3 separate regions of the Mus musculus genome follow, and regions 2 and 3 are each linked to region 1. Evidence: chromatin loops called from intact Hi-C (ENCODE). Cell type or tissue: heart. All regions are shown on one strand. Region 1 holds the start of Hmgxb4 (HMG box domain containing 4). Region 2 holds the start of Mcm5 (minichromosome maintenance complex component 5). Region 3 holds the start of Rasd2 (RASD family, member 2).

Evidence for each region. Hi-C counts contacts between places; a loop is a spot of excess contacts. Peaks named below come from ENCODE experiments on the same cell type or tissue, not always from the same donor. Only the 100,000 strongest peaks of a DNase experiment are listed, where the experiment ranks them.
Region 2: it touches region 1 in a loop (5-fold over the local background); 7 of 42 quality-filtered maps call a loop at or near these places.
Region 3: it touches region 1 in a loop (2.8-fold over the local background); 3 of 42 quality-filtered maps call a loop at or near these places.

The regions. Positions count from the first base shown.
Region 1 is chr8:74,990,466-74,998,465 of GRCm38, forward strand. It overlaps Hmgxb4 (HMG box domain containing 4), which reads left to right and starts at 3,185. Exons shown (of 11, transcript NM_178017.2): 1 at 3,185-3,284. In heart, no CTCF peak of the experiment used is centred here; DNase peaks (open chromatin) are centred at 3,216 and 3,566; H3K4me3 peaks cover 2,038 bases; H3K27ac peaks cover 1,856 bases.
Region 2 is chr8:75,104,325-75,112,324 of GRCm38, forward strand. Mcm5 (minichromosome maintenance complex component 5) reads left to right here and starts at 5,185. Exons shown (of 17, transcript NM_008566.3): 1 at 5,185-5,297; 2 at 5,376-5,550; 3 at 5,766-5,892; 4 at 5,976-6,104. The coding sequence starts at 5,384. In heart, a CTCF peak has its summit at 4,410; DNase peaks (open chromatin) are centred at 4,407 and 5,107; H3K4me3 peaks cover 2,892 bases; H3K27ac peaks cover 2,482 bases.
Region 3 is chr8:75,208,843-75,216,842 of GRCm38, forward strand. Rasd2 (RASD family, member 2) reads left to right here and starts at 5,102. Exons shown (of 3, transcript NM_029182.1): 1 at 5,102-5,236. In heart, no CTCF peak of the experiment used is centred here; DNase peaks (open chromatin) are centred at 2,809, 4,299, 5,069 and 6,409; H3K4me3 peaks cover 1,627 bases; H3K27ac peaks cover 1,014 bases; H3K27me3 peaks cover 6,810 bases.

The DNA.
Region 1 (8,000 bases):
GTAATAATGATGATGCTAGGGAGCACTCGAGTGCCTGGATTATATGTGGAAGTCAGAGGATACTTTTCAGAAGTCCATTCTTTCCTTACAGGCAGGTACCTGATAGAACATCAGGCTTGCCTTTACCCACTGAGACATCTTGCTGACCTTTTTCCAATGCTGTCGGTTTAGAAGTAAAAGTTTATCTCTATAGGCTGCCCAGGCTGGCCTCAAAGTCCTAGGCTCAAGAAATCCTCTTGCCTCAGGATCTCAAGTAGCTACAGGAATGTACCACTATACCTAGCTCTCTAAATGTCTTTTTTCTTTTCTTTTCTTTTTTTTTTTTTTTCTTTTTTGAAACAGGGTTTCTCTGTGTAGCCCTGGCTGTCCTGGAACTCATTCTGTAGACCAGGCTGGCCTCAAACTCAGAAACCCACCTGCCTCTATGTCTTTTTTCATATTCTACTTATTTTCATGTTATGTCTATGTATGCTTTGCCTGCATACAGATTTTCATACCACCTGAGTGCAGCGTCTTCAGAGGCCAGAAGAGGGAACTGGATCCTCCCTCCCCCAGGAACCAAAATTACACATATTGTGAGCTAAGGGTGGTGTTAGGAGCTAAACTCATGCCCTCTGGAAGAGCAGCCCACGTTCATAACCACTGTAGCTCTCTAGTTTTAATAACAACAATAACGATAATAATCAAATAAAAATTCATTCTCCTTTCTCAGCTTCTCAGATTGCTTTTATCTTAAGTTCAAGGTTATCCCATAGTCATTGAAGCCTCATCTGGGGCTTTTCCTCTGTACATTTCATTTAGGTGGTGTCTTTGCAGGGTCTTAAGGAGATCTCCTCTTTGGTATCTTATTGGCTGCTTATTTTATCCAGGTATCCCAGGCATTATTATAGCTTTCATTCCTAGAAATTGGATTTGTGTCTCTCTATGATATTTTGATACCTTTATTGATGAACAACTGAAATATCTCAAATTGTCATGTATTAAAGTATTAGGTTTGGTGGAGTCTTGATTTATGTCAACCCAACCAACAACTACAATCAATATGGTGAATGTATTCTTTACGTCCCATGAAGCCGAAGGAGGACTCTGTGAGGTCAGCGCTCATCTCCCACCTTCTGTTGCCAAATTCCACAGAGCCATGCTAGGATGCTCACAGCAGAGAAGCTTCACCCACATGCTTCTGAGGAGGAGCTTGTTCAGAGTGCCTCGGCCTTCTGGACTCCACCACCGATTCCCCTTCCAGCAAAGCAAGTGCCAGCAGGCACCTCATCACAAGAAGCACCGGAGTCATGTTTTAAAGAGCAGGCCTTTCCACCCTTACCTGCATCTGTACTGCTCTTCCCCAACCAACACACCACCACTCACTACAACATGGCTTTATTATTTTCTGCTGCCCTCCCAGCCAGAGTATCAGCTGCTGAGGCTCAAGTACCCTTGACTTTGTTCTCTTGTTAGTGCCCAGCACCTTGCCCAGTGCCTGCTATACCCTGTGCTTTCCATAAGGACTGTTTCAGCGAATAAATGAACGAGTGTATGTTCAGTGATCCAAGAATGATAGTACTGTGGTCAAGAACAGGCTGAGGAGCTGAAGAGATGGCTGCAGGTTAAGAGAATACTACTCTTCCAAAGGACCTGAGTTCAGTTCCCAGCATTCACACTGTACAGTTCATGACTGTCTATAGTCCATCTCCAGGAAATCTGGTGTATTCCTTTGGCTTCTATGAGCATGTGCACACACACCAACAGTTAAAGAAATAGAGGCCATGAATTTGAGAGAAATAAATGGAAAGGGTTGAAAAGAGGGAACATGATCTAATTATATTTATATATAAGAATTAATAGTAGTGCATGATTTTAATCTCAGTGTTCAGGAGGCAGAAGCAGGAGGATTTCTGTGAATTTCAGGCAAGCCTTGTCTACATAATGAGTTCCAGGACAGCCAGGGCTGCTTCCTCCACCCATCCCTCCCGCCAAAACTGCCTACCTCCTGTGACTTTGACAAAGCAAAACAGAAGAGAAATTCCTCCCTAGAGCAGATGAAGGCTGGGTCTTTTCAGTGAGGAGGGCACCAGCTTCTGGTTGCCCTGATGGAGTGAGCACTGTTCACACAGAAGGCTATTATATACTTACACTATGCTACAAAAACAGAGTCTTTATATTAAACCAGGCTCTGGAAATTGTAAATGCTATTGATTTATTGAGTTCTCCTCAATAAATCAGAAGAAACTGTTTTCTCCTGTTTCTTAGAGAAAGAGTAACTTATTTATTTCCATTTTGTGTGTTTTTAGGGGACATTCCTGTGGCAGTCAAACTTGCATGAATCAGTTCTCTCTTTCCACCATGTAAATTTCCGGTGTCAAACACATACCCAGAGATTTGGTGTAAAATATTTTAACCCACTGAACCAATTCACCAGTCCTCTTAACACTTAAACAAAAATTGGTGTGAGCGGTGTAATAATTTGGTGAGAAAACAGCTTGTCTTACAAGTGTATGGTCTTCCACTTCACCTGGGCTACTCTCCAGATGTAAATGCTAAATTACAAATAAATACGGCTATTAACCCTTATCGCTCTGAGTCCGGCAAAGAACAGATTGTCTTGAAATAAACAGCATAACATTCTGTCTTAAATACAAAAGATTTAGGGGTAAAAGGAGAACAAGAAGGGCTACTATTAGGTGACCAGAAAGGACCGAGATTGCGGAGAAGGACCCATGAGTTCCTAAAAGAGAATACAAAGCTAATTGTCTAATTTTAAGTCTGTCATGAAATTTTCGAGGTTTGTATAAGCACGTGGTAGATAAGTACATAAAATTGTAACTGACAGTGAACGTATAAAATCCAAAGCCAAGCTCCATTGCTTCAGAACGACTGTTCTAATTGCATAGAAGTTTACGGAGCTGTAAAGACTTTGGGTTGGGGCAGGTGTTTGGCTACATTAATCTAATTGCCTGATATTTTTTATTCGCAATTTCTTTACAGAAAGATATTTTTATTGAAGAATAAACAGGAGACTTTTGAAATTATTTGTTTAGACCGAGAAGAGATTTCTAGACTAAACCTGCAACGGAGGAGTGTATTCTCAAACGGTACCGCGACCGCGCTCAACAAGCAGGTTTATTCGATGCGCTCGACGCTCTTTCGCCGGCGCGGTAGCCCCGCTGCAGTAGGAGTCTGCGCTCTGGGCTCGACTGAGGCGCCCTTGTTGCTCGCGCTTTTCTCTCCTTCTCCAAGATGGCGGCCGTCGGCGGCGCTGAGGCGGGATCCGAGCGAGCCGAGTGAAGGTAGCGGCGAGCGGAGCCCCCACCAGACCCGTCCGGACCCCCACCCCGGGGCGGCAACGGCCCCGCCCGGCCTCCGCCCACCGCTCCGGCCCCCCGACACCGTCCGGGAGGCGCTTCAGGCCCGCCGCGGCCTAGCTCGGGGGCCAAGCCGGGAACTGGAGTAGCGGCTGCAGCCGCCCCGGGGAAGGGGCTCGAGCGGGCCGCAGGAGGAAGGCGGCGGGAGCTGTTCAAACGGGGAAGGCGGGAAAGCTGCGGGGCCGGGAGGGGGCGTGCGGCCGCCCCAGGGACCCGCGGCCCGCGCCGCCCCTCCCCCTGCGCCGCTGTCTGGGCGCTCCGGGGCGCCGGAGGCCGACGGGACGTGGGAACACGGGTCGGGCGGAGCGCGGCATGGGAGCCGGGGCGCGGGCTACCTGGGGCTGTCAGGAAGAGAGGTCCCGGGCCGGCGGGCGGGAGGGCTGGGCGCGCGGTGAGCGGCGAGCGGGAGAGGATGCCCGGAGCTTCCTGCGCTGCGCAGAGCTTTGTTGAACTAGCGGTTGCAGCAGACCTGCCGAGGTTATCACAGCGGGGACCCCGGGAACGGTGGTCTTGGGGACTGTATGGATAAACGATCTCGTATTGTGTGTGTTCTTTGCGTGCGACTCAGTTTGAACATGCCTTCTTAATTGGAGTCATCTCCATACAGGCCCATTTCCCCCTCCACAACCACTACTTGTAGGTTCACTTTAGTTTATATCATATAGCAGACAAGATATGTCTACCACCCACCCACCCCACCCTTGTTTCCAGTACTGGCTGATTCTATACCCTCGTAGCAAAATACATTTTTAAAAACTGCATCCAAAGTAAAGCCTGTTGATTATGGCTTGTCAAAATTTGGATCGCTGAACTCGTGGAACCGAGTATGTTATCAGCCAATCTGTGCAGTGGTCGTGGTTCCAGTTAGCATTGCAGTGAGAAGATTCAGTGCGCCTTTCTGGCTATGGAGATCTCTGCAAGTTGCGAAGCTGGCAGGGGCTGGAGTGCTGCATAGGTGGGTCCTTGGAAAAGGGTGTGGCAAGAACTCCAACAGATCCAAGAAGGAAGGAAACCCACTGAAGTAAGAATTCACCTGTGCTATCCTAGAAGTAGCAACAAAATATCAGAATCTGCCAACAGCTGGATGTGTTTCTTCCTTTGACTGCATGGACTGGCAATCTAAGTTCCTAAAAACAGCCTTGGAGGAAACTCCCGTCTGGAGGAGACAGACCTTCCTTGCCCAGTTTACTGGGTGGATTTTCTTTCTTTTTCAATTCTCCGATCTGTTCTGGGATGATGATAACGATTAGCGATTGCTGGAACTGAGATTACCTCCAAAAACTTAGTTTCTGAAACTTTTTTTATAGTTAACGCTTTGAATTTCCAAAATAACAAAATTCTACCTTTGAAGATTTTAACTTTTTTCATAATTACTTGTTATCCCAAAAGCCTGTGCTGAAGTTTTATTTTCAAGTGGAATTAACAGCCTGCTTCTCCTTTCTTATACCCTGAAGAAAAGCCTTGGAAGAGCCGAGCCACGGTGTTCACGTTTTCTAAGCATTCGCTATCTATAATGGCATAAACAGTATTAAACAATGAATGAGCTTTTCTATGCTGTCATGTTTTTGCACACTAAGACAAACACTAACTGTAAGATTATCCTGCCCCAAGAAGTTGACAGCATAGAATTTTGTAAACTCCAAAATTATGGAATTCAAGAGAATGGGTTTTAGCACCTGTTTTGTGTTTGCTAACATTTGATGTAGTTGTTTTCTGATGTGAAAATCAAACCTAAATTTTTGATCTTCATTAACTCTCCCAATTTACTTTCTACCCCTGAGCCCTCAATTTAATTTGAGACATAGTGTTCATCTAATCTTGTATGAATGCTCCTGAACTCTGCTTTCTTTCACACTGCTGCTTGAGACCTTTTCCCCCTCCCTGGTACTGTCTTTTTCTTGTGAGGCAGCCACCATTTAGGGCCCATCAGTCTGCCCATCCTGGGAATATTCCATAGTATTTCTCAGGTTCTGGGCTGCCCTACATATTGGACTTGTGTTCAGGGTTCACTCACTTTTCCTACAAGCATCTAGTCTTTGTTTGTTTGTTTGTTTGTTTGTTTGTTTTTAAGATTTATTTATTATATGTAAGTACACTGTAGCTGTCTTCAGACACACCAGAAGAGGGTGTCAGATCTCATTATGGATGGTTGTGAGCCACCATGTGGTTGCTGGGATTTGAACTCAGGACCTTCAGAAGAGGAATCAGTGCTCTTAACCACTGAGACATCTCACCAGTCCCTGGTCTTTATTTTAAGAAAGTTCTGGTAGTAGCAGGCGTAGTCCTAATACAGAAAGCCAGCACGTCTGTGTTGACCTGCCTTCAGGAGCATTCCCTAATTTTATGTTTCCAAACCTTTTTAAAATGTACTAATTTTTCACAGCAGTCAAGAAATAACTTTTCACACCTAGTAAAAAGTTCAGCTGGCTTCCAACCCAATAAGACATTGCCTAATTGTATCTTATATTACTTGTAATGTTCTCAAGGGGGAAAGCTGTTTATGAGTCTCTGGCCTGCCATTACTTATGTTTAAAAGTGTATTGGTGTTTGACCAGTGACTGATGGATGTATTATGAGACTAAATAAGGATGTGGTTGGACTGGGGAGGAGCGGGGCATTATTTCTCAGGAATTCTATGCCAAAATTCATCAGGTACGAAAAGCCTGAAACTTCAATCTAAAGTTATTTTACTTAGTGTCAGCTTGTGAAAGCCAAGATCACCTGTATGGCTTTCTAATAAACTCATCATTTTTGAACTAGTGAGAATATTGCCATTGTTTTGTTTGAGAGATTCTCTCTAGCCCTGGAATTCATTATGTAGATCAGGCTGGCCTTGAATTCACAAGATAGCCACTTGTCGATGCCTTCCAAGTGCTGGAATTAAAGGTGTGTGCCACTTGGCAAAATTGTTGTCTTTAAATGAGTGCATATCATTTTCAGTGGCCCACCTTCACTCCCTTTTAAGTTAATATCGAGGGGTTGGAAGTGAAGAACAGTTTCTATTTAAGAAAGTGTAGTAATTAAACACTAAAACAGGAAAAAATGGCCATGTATATCTTGTCACCTTACATTCTTACATGAGGCCTGACCCTACATTTTCTTCATTTCATGAGAAAAGCCCTGTGAGCAACCAGCATGCCAGCTCTTTAAACAATTGGCTTCATGTAGATTTACTTCCCTCCAGCTTCCCTTACCTTGAACAAATTCCTTCATTTCACATTTTGTAATTCTCAGACTTTGAAAATCATAACAGTGCTTTTCTTTGTATTGTCAACTTTGGCCTACCTGTGCATTGTATTTATGTGGCTTTTAAAGAAACATTTGTTGTTTTGTTTTGAGACAGGGTCTCACTTGGGAGCCCTGGCTGGCCTGGAACTCATGTAGAGCAGACTGGCCTGAGATTTACAGAGAACCACATGCCCCTGACATGCTGACTCCTGTGTGCTGGGACTAAGGGTATTCACCAGCAAGCCTCACTAAATTAAAACTCTTAACCATTAAGTCATGAAAATTTCCCGTTAATCAGCTCGTGTTTTCTTTCCCACAAACTCTGTGCTTCTGTTTTCTCCACACCTATCTGAAGGGCGGAATAATGTTACAGAACTGACCTTCAGTCATCCTAAAGTCATTTATTATAGTGAAGGTTAAATTAAATTACCAATTAGATTAACTTCTAAGCACTTGACTGAATGAGAACATTTTCAAATTAGTTATTTCAGATATCCTGCAAAGCAGTGAGTTCTAGGCCAGTCAGAGCTGCTACATAGTAAGACCTTGTCTCAAAAAAGAAAAACTATGCAAATATTTTCTGTCCTTAAGGTGCTTTAAGGATTTACTTTAGAGTGCAATTTATAACTTTATCACCTTCAAAGTCAATCCAGACATTTGAACTTGAATGCTACAAAAGCTTTAAATCAGTGGTTCTCAGCCTTCCTAATGCTATGACGCCCTTTAATGCAGTTGCTCATGTGGCAGTGACACCCAACTATAAAACTATTTTGGTTGCTCCTTTATAACTGTAATTTTGCTACTGTTACGACTGAATATCTGCGTTTTCTGATGGTCTTGGGCAACCCCTGTGAAAGGATTGTTTGACACCCCTGCCTCCAAAGGGATTGCCTGACCTACAGATCGAGAGCCACTGCTTTAAACAATAAAATATTTAGAACTATGTAAGGTGATGAACATTTCTTTAATTCCAGTGTTCAGGAGGCAGCTGTAGGTAGATTTCTGTAAACTCTAGAGCTCTCTGGTCTATAAAGTGAGTTTTAGGCCAGCCAGGGTTATGTAAGGAGACCCTGTCTCAAAAGACAAAACCCAATACTTAGAACTTTTAAATTAGAGTACTTCTAAATTAATTTTTAAAAACCTTAAAATTATAAATTTTATCACCAGTGGATAAATATTTCTTTCTTACTATCCTTTAAAAAGGGCTTGTTAGTGTTGGAAATTTCCATATAGCCAACACATTTGAGAAGTATGCCCGTATTAGTGGTTAATTTAAATAAATTCATAAAGCCCAATAGAATGAAAAGCTTTAAATTATTAGTATCTGTGTGTGTGCTGTTTAACTTACAAGCTCAGCAGACTCATCAGTAGGACTTTGTGGTCTTCCACTATTGGTGTACTCTGTCCTCCTCT
Region 2 (8,000 bases), 110 kb after region 1:
GTAGGTGAATTATCACCACCAGGTTCTACTGGAGTTCAGACCTCAGCTCGACTGGAGACCAGACTGTCTGTGTATAGCCCAATGCCCCACACTCTACCACTGAGCTAGATTCCCAGCCCTGTGCTAATTTTTGGAACAAGGTCTCTTATGAATTTAAAACTTATCAACTGATTAGACTGGCTGACCAGCAAGCCTTGGAGATTTGCCGTCTCCACTTTTCTAGACTGGGATTACAGGCAAATGCTGTATCCATCTTTTCTAAGTGGGTACAGAGGAACCAAAACCAGGTCTTCATGTTCGCACAGCAAACACTTTACTGAATGAGTCACCTCCCTGACTCCTTAACTTCTCCATGTGATCTATGTACGGCAAAATGATTTTGATTTAAAAAAATGGACCTGCATGGTGCCTTTACTCCCAGCACTCCAGAGGTAGAGGGCAGGGGGATCTCTGAGTTCATGGCTGACCTGGTCTACAGAGTGAGTTCCAGGATAACCAGGGTTACACAGAGAAGAGTTTGTAAATAGATCCATGTATATATATATTTTAAACTTTCTATTGATTCTTTGTGAATTTCATATTGTGTACCCCAATCCCACGCATCTCCCCATCCCTTCCTATCCAACCTGTGCCCTTGAAGAAAAAGTAAAAAAGAAAAACCCAAAAACATCTCACCATGGAAACTGCAGTATGTCACTGAGTGTCCCACAGTATAGCCTTTTGTCCACATTTCTTTACTTGCAAATGCTCATTGTAATGAGTCTGGTTTGAGGCCTCTGGCTTCTGCTGTACCATCAATACTGGATCTTCACTAGGACTTCTCTTGGATATACTGTTTGTTGCTCTGTGTCATGGAGATCCTGCAGCTTTGATTCTGCAGGACAGACCCATTCAGGAGCTCCAGCAGTTCATAGATGGACTGGATGTTGGTATAGGCTAACTCAAAAGCCCTGGATTTGGGTTTGGGCTGGTAGCTGAGTTGCTCAGCCCACCAGTTCTCCTGCACCCCTGGCCCAGGCAAGGAGTGGGACCAGTTATGCTGTGCCCAAGCCATTTGGGCCAACATTCTCACAACCACACCACGGGGACTAGCTCTCCAAGCACTGCTCTGGCTAGCTCACTCAAGTGCCACAGGATATAGGCATACATTTTTTGCAACCTACTTTTTTTTTTCCTTCAAGATAGGATTTCTCAGTATAGCTCTGGCTGTCCTAGAACTTACTTTATAGGCCAGGTTGGCCTTGAACTCAGAAATCCACCTGCCTCTGTCTCCCAAGTGTTGGGATTAAAGGCATGCGCCACTACTATCCAGCGCAACCTACTTTTAATAAGGGTTCAACCTCTCTTCTAGCCCACCACTCAGCAAAGGTAGAAGAGAAAAGTTATTAGGATATGGGAGAGGTGGACCTGTTCAGCAATAGTTCTTTGGGGTGAGCTTTGATCTTCTTGGGCAGCAGTTCAGTCCTGAAGCAAACACCAAATATGACCCAGCAGCTGTAGACCCGTCCTCTAGGCAGGCAGACACCAGGCACACATTAGGAATGAACCGGCAACTAGTCAAGTCCTTTCAGCAAGCAGACATCAAGTAGGAAGCAGCAACTGTAGCTCAATCCTGAAGAAATTGCCAGGCTCACCAACTAGCCTGAGGCAAGGCCACAGCCGTGACAAGCTGCTGCAGGAACCTCACGAGCAGGTTCTTGGATAACTTTCTTTCAATGGCAGTGTTACCACAAGTTGAGCTCAACTTGTGTAAGGTGAATGAATACATGTGTGTCTTTAGTGAAGAATAGCAAGGTGGAACAAATCAAACCAAGGCTCAGTGCTCGTCTCCCACTGTCTGTGGAGTCCTATTTATACTCCTTCATCAACTGTCCTTTTACATGACTGCTATATCCAAACATCCTTTCACCTGTGTCTGCGTCAGGAAAACAGTCTTTCACGTGTTTGCTTTGGCAAGACATTCTTTCACCTTTGTGTCCCAGCAAAACATCGTTTGATATAACCAACTATCCAAAGACCTAGAAGTTTCCACTTCAACAGCTGGCAAGGAGTTGGGCCGGCTCTCATGCCCTTGGAGCCAACTCTACCCGTGCTTCTCAGGCAAGTGGCAGGGCAAGGTCTGCCCCTGACAATAACATGGTCCCAAGAGGCAGTCCAGATCAGGGATACCTGCATGGCCTTTGGTGTTAACATGGACCATGGACACTAACACAGACCCCTATTTGCCGTATGGTCATGGACCCAGGCATGGCCCTTAGCAGCAGGATAGACTGGGACTTCACCCTGGCCTCAGAAGGCAGTGCAGGCTCCTCACATCTGGCTGTTCCTCCTCGCTTTTGCACGTCCGGTTCCGTCTCTCTTCACAGTGCTTAACTCATCCTGCTTCTCTTTCTCTCCCATCTTTCTACCACACACTTGCTCATTGTAGTGGTGCCCATGCTATGCCATATGGCAGGTGGGCCTCTGGGTTTCTATTTAAAAAAAAAAATCTTTCCAGCCAGGCTTGATGTCAAATGCCTTTAATCCTAGAGGCAGAGACAGATGGTTCTCTACGGGTTCAAGGCTATCCTGATCTGCATAGAAAGTTCCAGACCAGCCAAAGCCACTGTGAAGACCCTACTTAAAAACAACAACAACAACAACAACAAAAGTTTCTGAATCTGTACTTTCTATCCCTTTTCTCTTTGTGTGTGTGGCAGCCAGGTATCTGTACTCTCTGAGTTACCTCACCTACCTCCTTGAACCAAATTTTTGTCTTCCTCATAAATCACCTTATAATCTCATTTATAAAATCCCTTCACCAGTCTAATAAATCCCCTTTTGCAATGTTAAGAAAACCTTTTGTTAAGGAAACAACACATTCCTCTCCCCTCCTACCAGGTTAGTTTAGGGTCATTCAACTACAAAGTCCCCAAGTTGCCTGTTTAATGGATCTGAAAGACTTATGCCTTCATTCCTCTCTCCTTAAGTCTATCTATCCATTTCTTTCTTTTTTTTAAGAGTTCTTATTTTGGGGGGGTGGGTATGGGGGGCTTTTGGGATAGCATTGAAAATGTAAACGAGGAAAATACCTAATAAATAAATAAATAAATAAATAAATGCAAAAAAATTAAAAAAAAGTTATTATTTTTAAGTCCTTTATTTCTTTCTTTCCTTTCTTTTCTTTCTTTCTTTCTTTCTTTCTTTCTTTCTTTCTTTCTTTCTTTCTTTCTTTCTTCCTTCCTTCCTTCCTTCCTTCCTTCCTTCCTTCCTTCCTTTCTTTCTCCCCAGACAGGGTTTCTTTGTATTCCTGCTTTCCTGGAATTGCTCAATCTCAGCCTCTCCTCTGTAGAGCTCTGTAAAGCCTCTGCCTCCTGAGTGCTGGGATGAAAGGCATGCGCCACATCTGGCAGTTGATTTATATTTAAAGATATATGTATGTGTTTTGCCTATTTACTGCATGCATACCTGGTGCCTGTGGAAGTCAAAAGAGGGCATCAGGCTCCCTGGATGGTTGTGAGCCACCATAGAGAACTGATTGTCTACAAGAGCAGTCCCAGCAGCTCGGCATTTAATTGCCGAGCCATGTCGCCAGGACTCTGTCTTTTTTTTTTTTTTTTTTTTTTTTTTGGTTTTTCGAGACAGGGTTTCTCTGTGTAGCCCTGGATGTCCTGGAACTCACTTTGTAGACCAGGCTGGCCTCGAACTCAGAAATTCGCCTGCCTCTGCCTCCCAAGTGCTGGGATTAAAGGCGTGCACCACCATGCCCAGGCATAGGACTCTGTCTTTTGACCAGTGAATTTGCTGACTCTGCTTCACTCTGACTTTTGCTAAAATTCTGTTCAGTGCCTAAGTCCAGCATTCCATCTGTACCTGAGGGGAAGCCCCAGCCAACAATGCGGAATTACATCCCTGCTATTGGTGACAACTGTTAAGAACAGCCTCGATTTTGGTCAAGAAGCAAATAAAGCAATCTAAAATAAAATGTGTTAAACCTGTCTTGGCACACAGGGATTACCATGAAATGCTGAGAAAACCAAGTCTTAGATTCACCTGGTATTTTTTTTTAATTGCAAAAATGCTCAAACTTTATTCTCTGTAAATATATGTTTGAATGGTTGCTGCAGCAATAGGTTTCCACTTGTTCGTGTGGATGGGAGGAACTCAAAGGAAAATCTACACTAAGGTTGCTATGCTAAATCTGCCTCCCCCCCCCCCCAAGATTTCCATTTGGAATTTGGCCATGAATTTTGCATGGTTTAAGCATTGCCAAGGAATTAAAAAAGTTCTACAGTCATCATAATTATTCGTCTGAATCTGAATGAAAGAAAACATCCCTGGCTTCCTGGGCTTTGGTACTATCTGAGTAGGGGAAGGTGAGCCACCTGGTCCCAAAGCTGCGGAGACAGCACTCTGGCACCTCCTGCCGGGCTGGAGCAAGAGTACACCTCAGGCATACTGCTTTCTCACAGCAGCTCTGAAAGGGGTGGTTTTCTCATATACTTATTTTAAAGGCAGGGTTTCTTCAGCCTCCCTAGTGCTAGCAGATATGGGGGAGGGCTGATAAGTCTACTTTTTATTTATGTGTCTGTATCCAATTGCTCAGTCATTGCTCCAGTCCGTTTCCTTTTACTTAAAAAAAAAGTGTACTTATGTACAGATACATATATCTTTCTCTCTCTACATCTAACATGTACGTGGCCCATAGAGGCCAGGAGAGGACATTGGGTTCTCTGGAGCAGGAGTCACAGGCAGTTCTGAGCCCCTGACTAGGGTACTGAGAACAGAGACTGGGTCTTCTAAAAGTACAGCAAACGCTATTGACCACCGATCCATCTCTCAAGTCCCACCTTTTTACTTGGGAAAGGGGCTCCCTAAGTCACCCAGGCTGGCCTTGAACTTGCGATCCTCCTGCTTAGACTTTACGAGGAGCGGGGCTGACAGACCTGCGCCACTGGGCTAGGTTTTCTCCGAAGGCCTAAGGTTTAAACGCTCACAAAGCTCCCGAGCCTCTCCGCCATCTTTGCTCGGTTAGCTGCTAGCGCCAAGAACTTTCGCGCCAAAACGTCCAGCCTCACAAAATGGAGACCGGAAAGAGTTGACTCGTGACGTCACCAAGACGCCACAGCCAATCATCTTGGGAACCAGGCCTTGGAGGCGGGACTCAACCGGCGCAGAGCAGTCCAATAGCTATCCGCGGCGCTGAACGAACCAATAGGAGCGCAGAGACCGCGGTGGACAAACGCGGAGGCTGGTTTTTCCCGCGAAAGTCGGCTTCCTCTAGGAGGGCTGAGGTTCGTGTGGCGCGCCGCTGTGAGGTGAGGGAATTGCGGGACCCCGTCTAGGGAAGCTCCCGCCGCCCCGGGGTGCTCAGCTCTCTGTCTCCCTTGACCCAGGTACAGTCATGTCGGGCTTCGACGACCCGGGCATTTTCTACAGCGACAGCTTCGGTGGCGACCCCGGTGCGGAAGAGGGCCAGGCCCGCAAGTCGCAACTGCAGAGGCGATTCAAGGAGTTCCTGAGACAGTACCGAGTGGGCACCGATCGCACGGGCTTCACCTTCAAGTACAGGTGCGACAGTGTCCGTGAACCATTCTTACGGGGGACGCCTTTTCTTGACAGTCCCTCTTCAGGCCTAAATTTAGGATAGAGTGGTCTACAATTAGGTGTCTTTTGAGAGAGGTGGGGGCATTGGTGCCTGTGAGGACCGGGGTGCACAGGCACTGCTGCTGACGGTCCCTCAATGCACCCTTCCTGTCCCTCTGCCCCTTTGTTGACCACTAAAGAGATGAACTCAAGCGGCATTACAACCTGGGTGAATACTGGATCGAGGTGGAGATGGAGGACCTGGCCAGTTTTGACGAGGAACTGGCTGACCACTTGCATAAACAGCCGGCCGAGCACTTACAGCTGGTGAGTAGCACCCATTTCAGAGCCTCCTAAACCCGGGCCCTGCCCCATCATCACCAGCAGCTTATGCCTTTCCTCTTCTTCAGCTTGAGGAAGCTGCCAAGGAGGTGGCAGATGAGGTGACCCGGCCCCGGCCAGCTGGAGATGAGCTGCTCCAAGACATCCAGGTCATGCTCAAGTCAGATGCCAGCCCGTCGAGCATTCGGATTCTGAAGGTAGGAGTTTATTGAATGGCTAGTCAGGGTGGCATGGCCGCTGTGTGGTGCAGAAGGCGTCTGAGACAGGTAGCTTGGAGCACCAGATGTGTGACCCTGACCAAGACATTTGACTTAACTTAGTCTTTATCCTGTGTAAAATTACCTCAATGGGGTTGATGTCTTAAAGGGAAGGCAGAGTTGAGTCTTGCAGAACAACAGTGAGTTCCTATCCATCAGGGAGACTAAAAAAATAGTAAATGCCATCCATAACTGGGAGGCAGAAGTAGAAGCCTGGTGTACATGAGACCCTGTCTCGAAAAGAAAAGAACGTGGGGACAATGTGGCTATTGCTGAGAGGGTAGAGAGTTGAGGAAGAATACTTTAGAGGAAGTGTTGTTGGAGCTGAAATTGATTGATGTGTAGCCAGTCGGGTCAAAACCTTGAAGAGTGTTCCACCAGACTCAGTCTAATGAAGGATTGCAACAGGGAAACCAATGGAAATCATCTCGTAGGTGTCCTCTGGTACAAGTCATTCCTTGATTTAAGCCTGAATCATAATTAAGGCTTAAGCCCTTTAGTTTTGTTTCGTTGTTTTGTTTTTTTCCGAGACAGGGTTTCTCTGTATAGCCCTGGCTGTCCTGGAACTCACTCTGTAGACCAGGCCGGCATTGAATTCAGAAATCCGCCTGCCTCTGCCTCCCGAGTGCTGGGATTAATTGTCCTACATTCTTATCACTGGCATGCTTGTGGCCCTTTCATAGTTTAAGAGTCTTGTGCATGTGTGTGTTCTCTAATCTAGCCCAAGATGCCCCGAGTTGGAGAAATGGTAGGGAGATTGTCTCACCTGTAGACTGGTGAGGCTGGCACAGAAAGCAATGGAATGTGTGAGAATGTTTCACTGTGTATAGTGAAGATAACAGAGACTAAAAAGAAGAGGACTTGTCATCTAGCTTAATGATTAGTAGTAACAGGCCAGCCATTTTGACTTTACTGACTCCTAACAGTATATGTCCCTGAAAGGTGAGGATTTTATTTTGAAGCAGGGTTTCATTACATAGCAGCTCTGGCTGTCCGGAACTTACTATATAGACTGGTCTGGCTTTGAACTCAGATCCACCTGTCTCTGTCTCTAAAGTGATGGTATCAAAGGTGTGCACCACCACGTCTGGCACAAGGAATCATTTTTACAGCATGACTATTAATGAATGGTCTAATGAATACATTCTAAAGAGACACTTTAGCTATCAGACCACTAAACAATTGTGCCCCCTCCCCCCCGAATTTGGGATTTCCTCAGGAATCTCATTCATACCTGGGAAAGAAAAGCCTGAACCACTAGTGGAAACTCTTATCTCTAGAAATGGGTTTTACAGTAGAGAAACAGTGATGGGTCAATGGTGGGTGGGACCACACAGCTTGATCAAGCTGACTTGATAGACATACCCCTGACTCTGTTTAAACTTTGATCTAACTTTAGGATGCCTGAGGATGGGCTCAGGGGATGTGGATAAAGAGTCTACCCAATCTCTTTGCTCTTCTTCCCAGGGTGACCCTCTTGAACACGTCTCCCCCTTCTGCTTTTTACTGTGAATATTTTAATTGGCTACTTGAGGATGAGTGGCTAATCTGGCTTCTTGGTATATAGGTGTGACCCTTTGTTTGGTAACATGATCATAGTAACATCACAATTAACAGTTAGTGTTAGTATCTAGTGAGATGGAGTCGTTAAGATGGTGAACCTGAGGCTGACAGAATGTCCATAGCAGTTGGTGACAAAATTGAGCTAGCACCAGGGCCTCTGTCTTGTGTCAATTCTCTGGAACAGCACAGGAAGCTACTGTCAGGGCTGGAGTTTGGGTCTTCTGGGTTTTGTCGTAAAATATGTTTCATGTTTCCCTTGTCTCCCAGTCCCTT
Region 3 (8,000 bases), 220 kb after region 1:
GAGGCCTTTTTCTGCCTTGTGCAGAAGTTACAGAGAGGCCGGAAAACATCTACATTGAGTGTAGTGGGATTCATTCATGAAGACCAAGATAGGGCCCAGATGCATGTGGTCCACCTTGCTTGCTGGACAGAGGAGGAAGCTGCTGGCTGTCTACTTATTCAGCTATTCCTGCATGCTTCCAAAAAACATATACCCTCTGCTCTCAAGATGAGGTGTGTGTCAGATCCTCATCTGTGTGGACAGTGACTCCAGATACCAGGCATTCTGACAGCAAGCTTAGGAGAACAATGCACACTGTCCCCAAGTGTTTCAGGGACAAGTGACTGGGGTTCTGATGGTAAAGGTGTGCCCCAAAGTAAGGGAAGTCATAAACAGAGCTCCTCAGCACAGAGGGGAGGAAACACTGTTCCCTATCAGGAGTCCTCCATGCAAAAGCCAGGTGCAGAGATCCCACAAGTCTCTGGAACTACAGATCAGTAGCACAGGCAACAGGCAGCATACAGGGTAGGAAGTGACGACTAGGGAGGTTAAATAGCTGACTCAAGGGGTACACAGCAATGTTGTCTTGCTGGGATCCTGATGAGTTGGAGTTTGTAGGGACCATGAGACTCATGGGGGCTGGAAAGGTTCACTATGCAGTCAGTTGGAATAGAAGGGAGGGTGCATGGCTTTCCTGTTGCTTCCTGGTGCAGGGCATTCCTCTGCCATTTGTCCTCCACTCTGGGAATGTGTGAAGGACCTACAAGGCTGCACAGCCAGTCCACCAGTCATTGCTCTTTGTACTGACATCTGACCCAGAACTGTGATCACCAATTTATCTACCTTTGCCCAAGTTCAAAACTGCTTCATATGCCTAGCCAGGAGGAATGGCTGTCCATATGGCTGTCCAGCAAGAAGACTGTGCCCTCAGTGGGAAGGAGCACTGTGCTGGGAGTCAGCTCTGCTCTCAGAAGTTAGCTCTCAGCAGGTGATGAACTGGGTTAAACTACAAACAAGGTCTTTGCACAACAAGAAGGCTGGGCTGAGTGGCCTCCAAGGCATTGTGGTTCTGCCCGACCAGAGGTTCTCAGTCTGGAACATATATCCAAGACCTCAGGAGGGCAGGTACCTCACAGTAGGCAGGTGTATGGGACTGGATTCTTCATCTCCAGCAATGCCCAACTGGTCCAGGTTTCTGCATCTTAAGAAAGGCTGCTCCAGCAAACCTGGCTGTGCTGGCTATGTGCTGGGATCATTGGGGGATTTGTCCAATGCCAGAACAGTTAAATTAGCTGTGGAGCTGTGTGTGCATGTGTGTGTGTGTGTGTGTGTGTGTGTGTGTGTGTGTGTGTGTGTGTATGTGTGTGTGTGTGTGAGTTGGAGATGAGGCATGTGTCCAAAATGTAGAAAGATACTTAGTTTATAAGGAAGTCAGACTGGTGCAGACCATTCTATGGTTTATTCTAATCCAATCCCATGAAGTCACTACTATTTTAACACCTACTCCAGAGGTTTAAAGAATCTGGTATCACCAGGTGTGGTGGTGCAGCCATTGGTTCAAGAATTCAGGAAGCAGAGGCAGGCATCTCTCTGTGAGTTCTAGGCCAGCTAGGACTTCATAGAGAGACACTGTCTTAAAACAAACAAACAAACAAACAAACAAACAAACAAACAAACAAACCTAAAGACTCTTCCAAACCCCCTCTCTGCTCAAGAAAAGGTCAGATGTTGATGGGGATGGGGTTAAGAGGACCAGGAGGTTCAGACCATCGGAAATACTGGAAGAAAGCAGTGTGGGTGAAACCCTTTGGGAGTGTGCTTTGAAGGATGTGTAGTGTTCAACCTTGGGAAAGTGTTATAGTGATGGTGGGGACCCATGCACACAAAGCTTGCAATAGTGACACCCTGCTTCTTTTTAGGAACATGGGAGTAATGAGATTTGTCTTGTGGGTCAGGTGGAGAGGCTTAGATTTAATATCTCAGGTAATGAGGAGCTCTGGAAAAATCCTTGAGCAAGGGTGGAGTTTTAAGAAAAGGTTTTAGCATGGCCCACAGAATGAATTAAGCAGGACTCATAGGGGCTCACAGATACTGGAGTGACAAGTCAGGAGTTGGCAGTAGGTCCTCTGCATACATGCTGGGGTTGTTTAGCGTGGGACCCTAACAATAGGAGTGGGGTGTCTCTGACTTATGTCTGCTCTTGTGACTTTCCCTCCTACTGGGTAGTCTTGCCCAACCTGGATATGACAGTTTGTGCCTAGTTTTATTGCATCTTGTTATGTCATGCTTGGTTATATCACTGGGAAGCCTGCTCTTTTCTCAAGGGAAATGGAGGAACAGTAGATTGGGGGGGGGGGGAAGAGGAGTGATGCGGAGGGGGGTAGAGAGGTTTGGTGGGAGGTGAGACTGTATTTGGAATGTATTGTATGAGAGAAGAATAAATAAATTTAAAGTGTGTATGTGTTAAAAAGAAGTTTTAGGTTCAGGGAAGAGAGGGAGCCTTAGGGAGTACAAAGGAGGAGGAGGCTTCAACACGTGGTCCATCCGGAGAGACCTGAGTGTAGGGAAGGGGACGAACTTGGGTACATGTTGGTGGGCTCCATGAAGTGTTCCTGGATGTGGAAGATTTCTGTGCACCTGCCTGGTAGCTGAGCTAATTTTTTTTTTTTTTTTTAAACCAGGCTGAAGCAGGGTCAGGTGGGTCCCCAGGGCCAGGCAACAACATGTGCATTGCCAGCCCAATGTGGATCTGGATCTGGTCACTGGGGTGTGACCCACTCATCGAGGAGGACTTGGCTGAAAGCCCAAGGATTGGGTTCCTGTGCCAGCTCAGAGCTGGCCACCTGCCACACTCCCAAGTGGAGGGTGGAAAGTTGCTTGGTGGCCTGAGTCCTCCCAGCTGCAGCCTTCCAGCTGAGGCACCCTGCTCTGGCTGCCTCCTGCTGCCAAGCTCACAGGCTCTGTGCGTCAGGCCCAGTGCAAACTCTCCGGGCTAAAGCTAGTTCCTAGAAGTCAAGTCTGGTTTGGGAAAGGGCACAGGACTAGGATTTTGCCATTTGTTTGCTACTGGTGACCTTGGGCAAGTCTCTTAGCTACATTGAAGCCTAGACTTAGGCCTTAAACCCCGGCCCAAGGGGACCGGCAAACCACCTCTTCCTGGCCCCTCCCCCATCCCGATGCATCTTCTCTCATATAGTATTCCTGGAGGATGTCAAGATACTTTAATGTTTGATGAGCAACCCATTTCCTGTGTTTTAAGCCCAAGGCCATGTTAACGATTTTGTTACTCAATGGACTTGGCAGTATTGATGCTCATTCAAAAATAACCCAAGCATGGACCAGAGACTTCCACAACTGGTCCAGGGAGGAACATTTGGGTGGTGAGCGACAGAACTGGAGCACAGAGCTCTCACCCAGGCTTTCCTGCCTATGACACACACAGCTCCCAGAGAAGGCTGTCCCACAAAGGAGACATTCCCTATGCGCAGGACCAGGAATTGAAGGGAACACAGCACCTACTTCTTTCTGGTCCACCTAAAGGAGTCCGTAGAAAAATGTCTGCTTTGGGCGAAAGAACTTCCACCCCTTCCAAGCCTCGCCCGCACATCTCCCTGGATAAAGGCAGGCTCCAGCTGCAGTTCAGAGGCCTTGCTTTGTTTTCGGGCTTGTTTTATACTAACCTTCTATTTATGGCCTGGGACACAGGCTTCCCATGTAAGGCAATGACATTAATGAGACTGAAAAATGTGTTGGGGGTAGCGGGTCTTGGATTAAAGAAAACATTAAGAAATATGTGGCCCGTGGAAGCAAGAACGCCTGATGTCTGGCTTGGTTCAAAGCGCTCCCTAGGATAGCACGCTCTGGCTCTGTCAGGGACGGGAAGACTAGGTCCCACCAAGCCAGAGGAGGTCTCTCCATAGAGTTCACTCTGAGCTGCTTCCATTACCCAAGGTGATTCAGGGCCCCTCGTGGCTGCACGTGTGCCGCCCATGTGCTCCGCAGGCCAAGCGTTCGCAATGGAAGCCGCGGCCTGGACCGGGCTCCCGGCGAACGTAGGTGGGCATCGGAGGGGGTGGAGGTTCGCTCAGGGCGAGGTTGGGAGGTCAGGAGCGGGTTCCCACAGTTTGGGCTGGCTTGCGGGCGAGTGCGTGCTCAGTGTCAGCCTCCCAGGCCCGTGCCTTACGGTCTTCCGGTCACGGTGCGCGTGGCCGAAGCCTCGGGATAGCCCTCCTCCCCCGCGGCCCCAGCCCCACGCGCCCGGGCACGCGTAGCCGCAGATTGCCGCGGCTCCTAGACTGGGGTGGGGCGGAGGCGGGACCTGGCCGCGGGACCCGCCGCTGATTGGCTGCTCATGGCGGGGGCGGGGTGCAGGCGGCAGAGCCCAGGCGGCGGCGCTGGGCAGGTGGGCTCGGGACGTAGCGCGCGCCAGGGCCCGAGGTAGGCGTAGGTTGCGCATCTGGAGCCCGAGCTTGAGCCACCGGGAGAGCACGAGGGAGGAACCCACCCTAAGAAACTTCTCCTCGCTTGGGGAGAGGAGGCACAGTGCGGAGCGACGTGGGCTTCAGGCGAAGTTGGAGCTGCTGAGCTTCGGGGCGGCGTTCGAGGCCCCCTCCCACTTGCGCGCTGAGCGCAGCTAGCGGCGTCGGGCGAGGAGCAAGCGGCGGTCCTTTCCGCGAGGGTCGGCTGCCCGACTGAGGGCAGCCGGGAAGGACGGCCCGGCGCACAAACCCCTCTACCCTGCACGCGGCCACCCGCTTTGCGTCCAGAGAAGGAGGTAACGTAAGCTGCCAGGCGGGTTCGTAGGCCGATCGTCACCCCCAAAAGTCCTCCTGAGTCTCCGGGGTTCGCTTCTATATCCCCGGAGTCGTGCCCCTTCCCCTTCAGCGCGGAGCTCCAGGCGGGGGCACCCCGTACTGGACGTCCCCAAACCTTCGAGCACCTGGCTCAACCGGAGTCCCCCCTGTCGGGGCAGGGCAGGGCCGCCGGCGGCGAGCCGGAGCCAGCCCAGCGCCCCAGCCCCGCCGAGCCCTCGGAGCCCACCCATGGGTCATCATCCCCTGATCCGCGGGCCTCCTCGCCCTGTCGCGCTCAGCCCAGCTCCGGGCGCCGCGCGCAGGAGGATCCGTACGCAGTGACCCTGGAGCCCCCGCAGACGCCGGGAGACTCAGCGGTCGGAGCGGCAGGCGGCTCCCCGCACCTCCAGGAGCTTCCAGGGAGCCCTCCAAGCCGTGCTCGGGGTCCGTCCCGCTGTTCTCAGGTAAGGGAGACATCCCAATAGAACAGGAGAGGTAGCTAGGTGGAGTGGGGCAGCCGGCTCAGTAGAGGGACGCAAGCTCGGTGACGCTGGCATTTTATGACAAAGGAAACTTAAACTGTACCCTCTACGTGCTGAGATGCTTTATACACGTAGAGCATTAAGCTCACTAGATGCCTAGCCTACTACCTCTGGTGGTCTTTAGCCCCTTACATAGCGTAGGAAAGTGGATTTATTGAGCTCTTGTGTGCTCCGTTTGTCCCTGGGAGCTTTCTTTTAGACCAAGAGACAGTCCACTTTAAAAGGAGGAAACTGAGACTCAAGAGGAAGAGGCAGTTACCCTCCCTAGATAAAACCTCAAGCAAGAATGATCAGGGGTCCTTTAACCTATCCTAGCGTCCCTTGAGCTTTGGAGCATTTCCTGCAATGTTTCCTTGCTACCATGGTTTCCTGAACTCAAGTGGCCAGTGTGTGGGGCCTCTGAGCCACACTCTCTTGCCCACCTCTGCCACCAGTCCACGAAGGATGAGGAAGGGTATTGGATTGTCCTGGACCTCCTGGAAGCTAGACTAGGGTCTGGAGCAACGACCGGCTTTGGACTCTCTGATTCAGGTTCCTCCTAAGCCTCAGAGGGACAAAAAAGAGTCCCTGCAAGTCGTCCACGGGGCTGGGAGCAGCCGGGTGGCTCATGACTACTCAGAGAGACTGCCCAAAGAAAAGAGTCTTGTATTGGAAAGGTTTCTGGGTACCTGACCGTGTTGCGTTTGTTTCTACCCAACGTTTAACAGAGAGGTGAGCTGAGTGCACAAACCAGATCACTCAGAGGTTCTGTGCTGACACAGCTGATCATCCAGAAACAGATGCCCCCTGTTCTCTGCCCTCCTGACATCCCCAGGATGGGAAGGGTGGCTTTGTAAAGCTCCTGAGACTCCCCAGAGCCTAGGGGAGGAGTCAGGACTACAGCGTGTCAGTCCTAAGAGGCTTGGGATGTGCACACAGGTGTGGCAGGTAGTGTAGTGAACCTGGCTCTGGGGTGCACCCAAGGAACTCATCCTGACCAATCTGTACCTGTTCAGCTCCCATCAAGCACTGGGGCAGACACAAGGGTGAATGGCCCACAGTTGCACTGCTTGTGAGCTGCTGGCAGGGTATGCAGAGTCCTGGGCAGGATGCCACCCCAGCTGCCTAGAGGGAGAGAGGAAACAGGACTATAACATGGATCACAGAGTCATTCCCTGTCCAGTGCCAACTGGGGCTCCACTGAGTCAGAGCTATTAGGAGAAGACTAGTTGAAGCCACTAGAGGGGTGGGAGTGGTGTTTTGAAGAGGTGAGATTGGACTCGGGCAGCCACTCAACTTTCCTGAGAACTAGAGTCCCCATCTGTTCCTGCAGAGCGTCTCATAAGAATAAGGCAGCCCCAGCATGACATGCCTAGGGATGATGGGCACTATTTCTGGGGACAGCCCCACTTCTATCTTTGAGGTACCTTCCAGCACTCTGCTTACATCCAGGTCCCTCTTCATACATTCAGTTCCCCACTTCTCTCTAGACCACCAAGGTTGGCTGCTGGGAAGGAGGGCCTGCCCCATGCTGTCTGTCCTGCACTCTGGGGGGCCACCTCCCACCATACACATGCTTTTCTGTCCAGGTCACTGTGGCTGTGTCAGCCGCCCACTGGCAGTTCTTACATGTGGTGGAGGTCTGGTCCTAAAACCCTGATGTCCCCACTGAATGCATACCTGTGAGTCTGTGCTTTGGGGTTGCACTGCTGTGCATACAGAAGGTACTCAATAACTGATCCCTGACATGAGAGACATTGCAGATGCTTCTGCAGGCTTCAGGCTTATTCAACCCTTTCATTCCCCTGCCCCAAACCCCACTCTGGCATTTAGGATTTGTCTTTGCCCACTGTGGAGTTAGCCAGCTGAGGAGCAGAGTGAGATGGGCAGGTGGCAGGGGAGACTCTGCCTACAGGGCTTTAGGGCTTCCCTCAGTCTCCTGTGGAGGTGGAGCCACAGATGCTCTGTCACCTGGCTTCCAGGTATCTGGGTGCCTCACACTGCCCCACGTGGCTGAAGCCATGTGAAAAGACTAGGTCTGTCAGCAGAGAAAGCCATAGGTTCTCCTCGCCTGTCTCCACCCCTCTCTGATCCTCCGGCTCTTATTTCTAACTCCATGCCGCACCCCCTCCCTCCGTGAGTCTTCTGTTTTCTCTCTTCCTTCATTCCTGTCTCTCCCTTCCTCCTCTCTCTGATTCCCTGCTGCCCTCTGACTCTGCCTTGTTTCTCTGACTCTCTCCTTTCATTCATTGTGTCTTGGGAGGCCTGGCTAGAAGCTGGGACAAGGAGACATCCCTGGGGTCTGCTGGCTCACTCCTTGTCTTCCATCTAATGAGAGGCTCAGCAGCCCTCCTCCCTGCAGAAGGACTGGGTGGGCGAAACTAAGCCATAGGTCTCCGGTGGTTTCTTCTCAGCACAGCAGCAGGAGCCAGACAGGTAGACTGGGTGAAGGGAGAAGTCCTCATAGCCAGAGCAGGTTGAGAGCAGGCTAGTGAGAAGTTTGGGTGAGCCTGATGCCTGCAGAAGTATCTGCAATGTCTCTCATGTCAGGGATCAGTTATTGAGCACCTTCTGTATGCACAGCAGTGCAACCTCAAAGCACAGACTCACAGGTCAGTTCAGTGGGGGACATCAGGGTTTTAGGACCGGAACTCCACCACATGTAAGAACTGCCAGTGGGCGGCTGACATAGCCACAGTGACCTGGA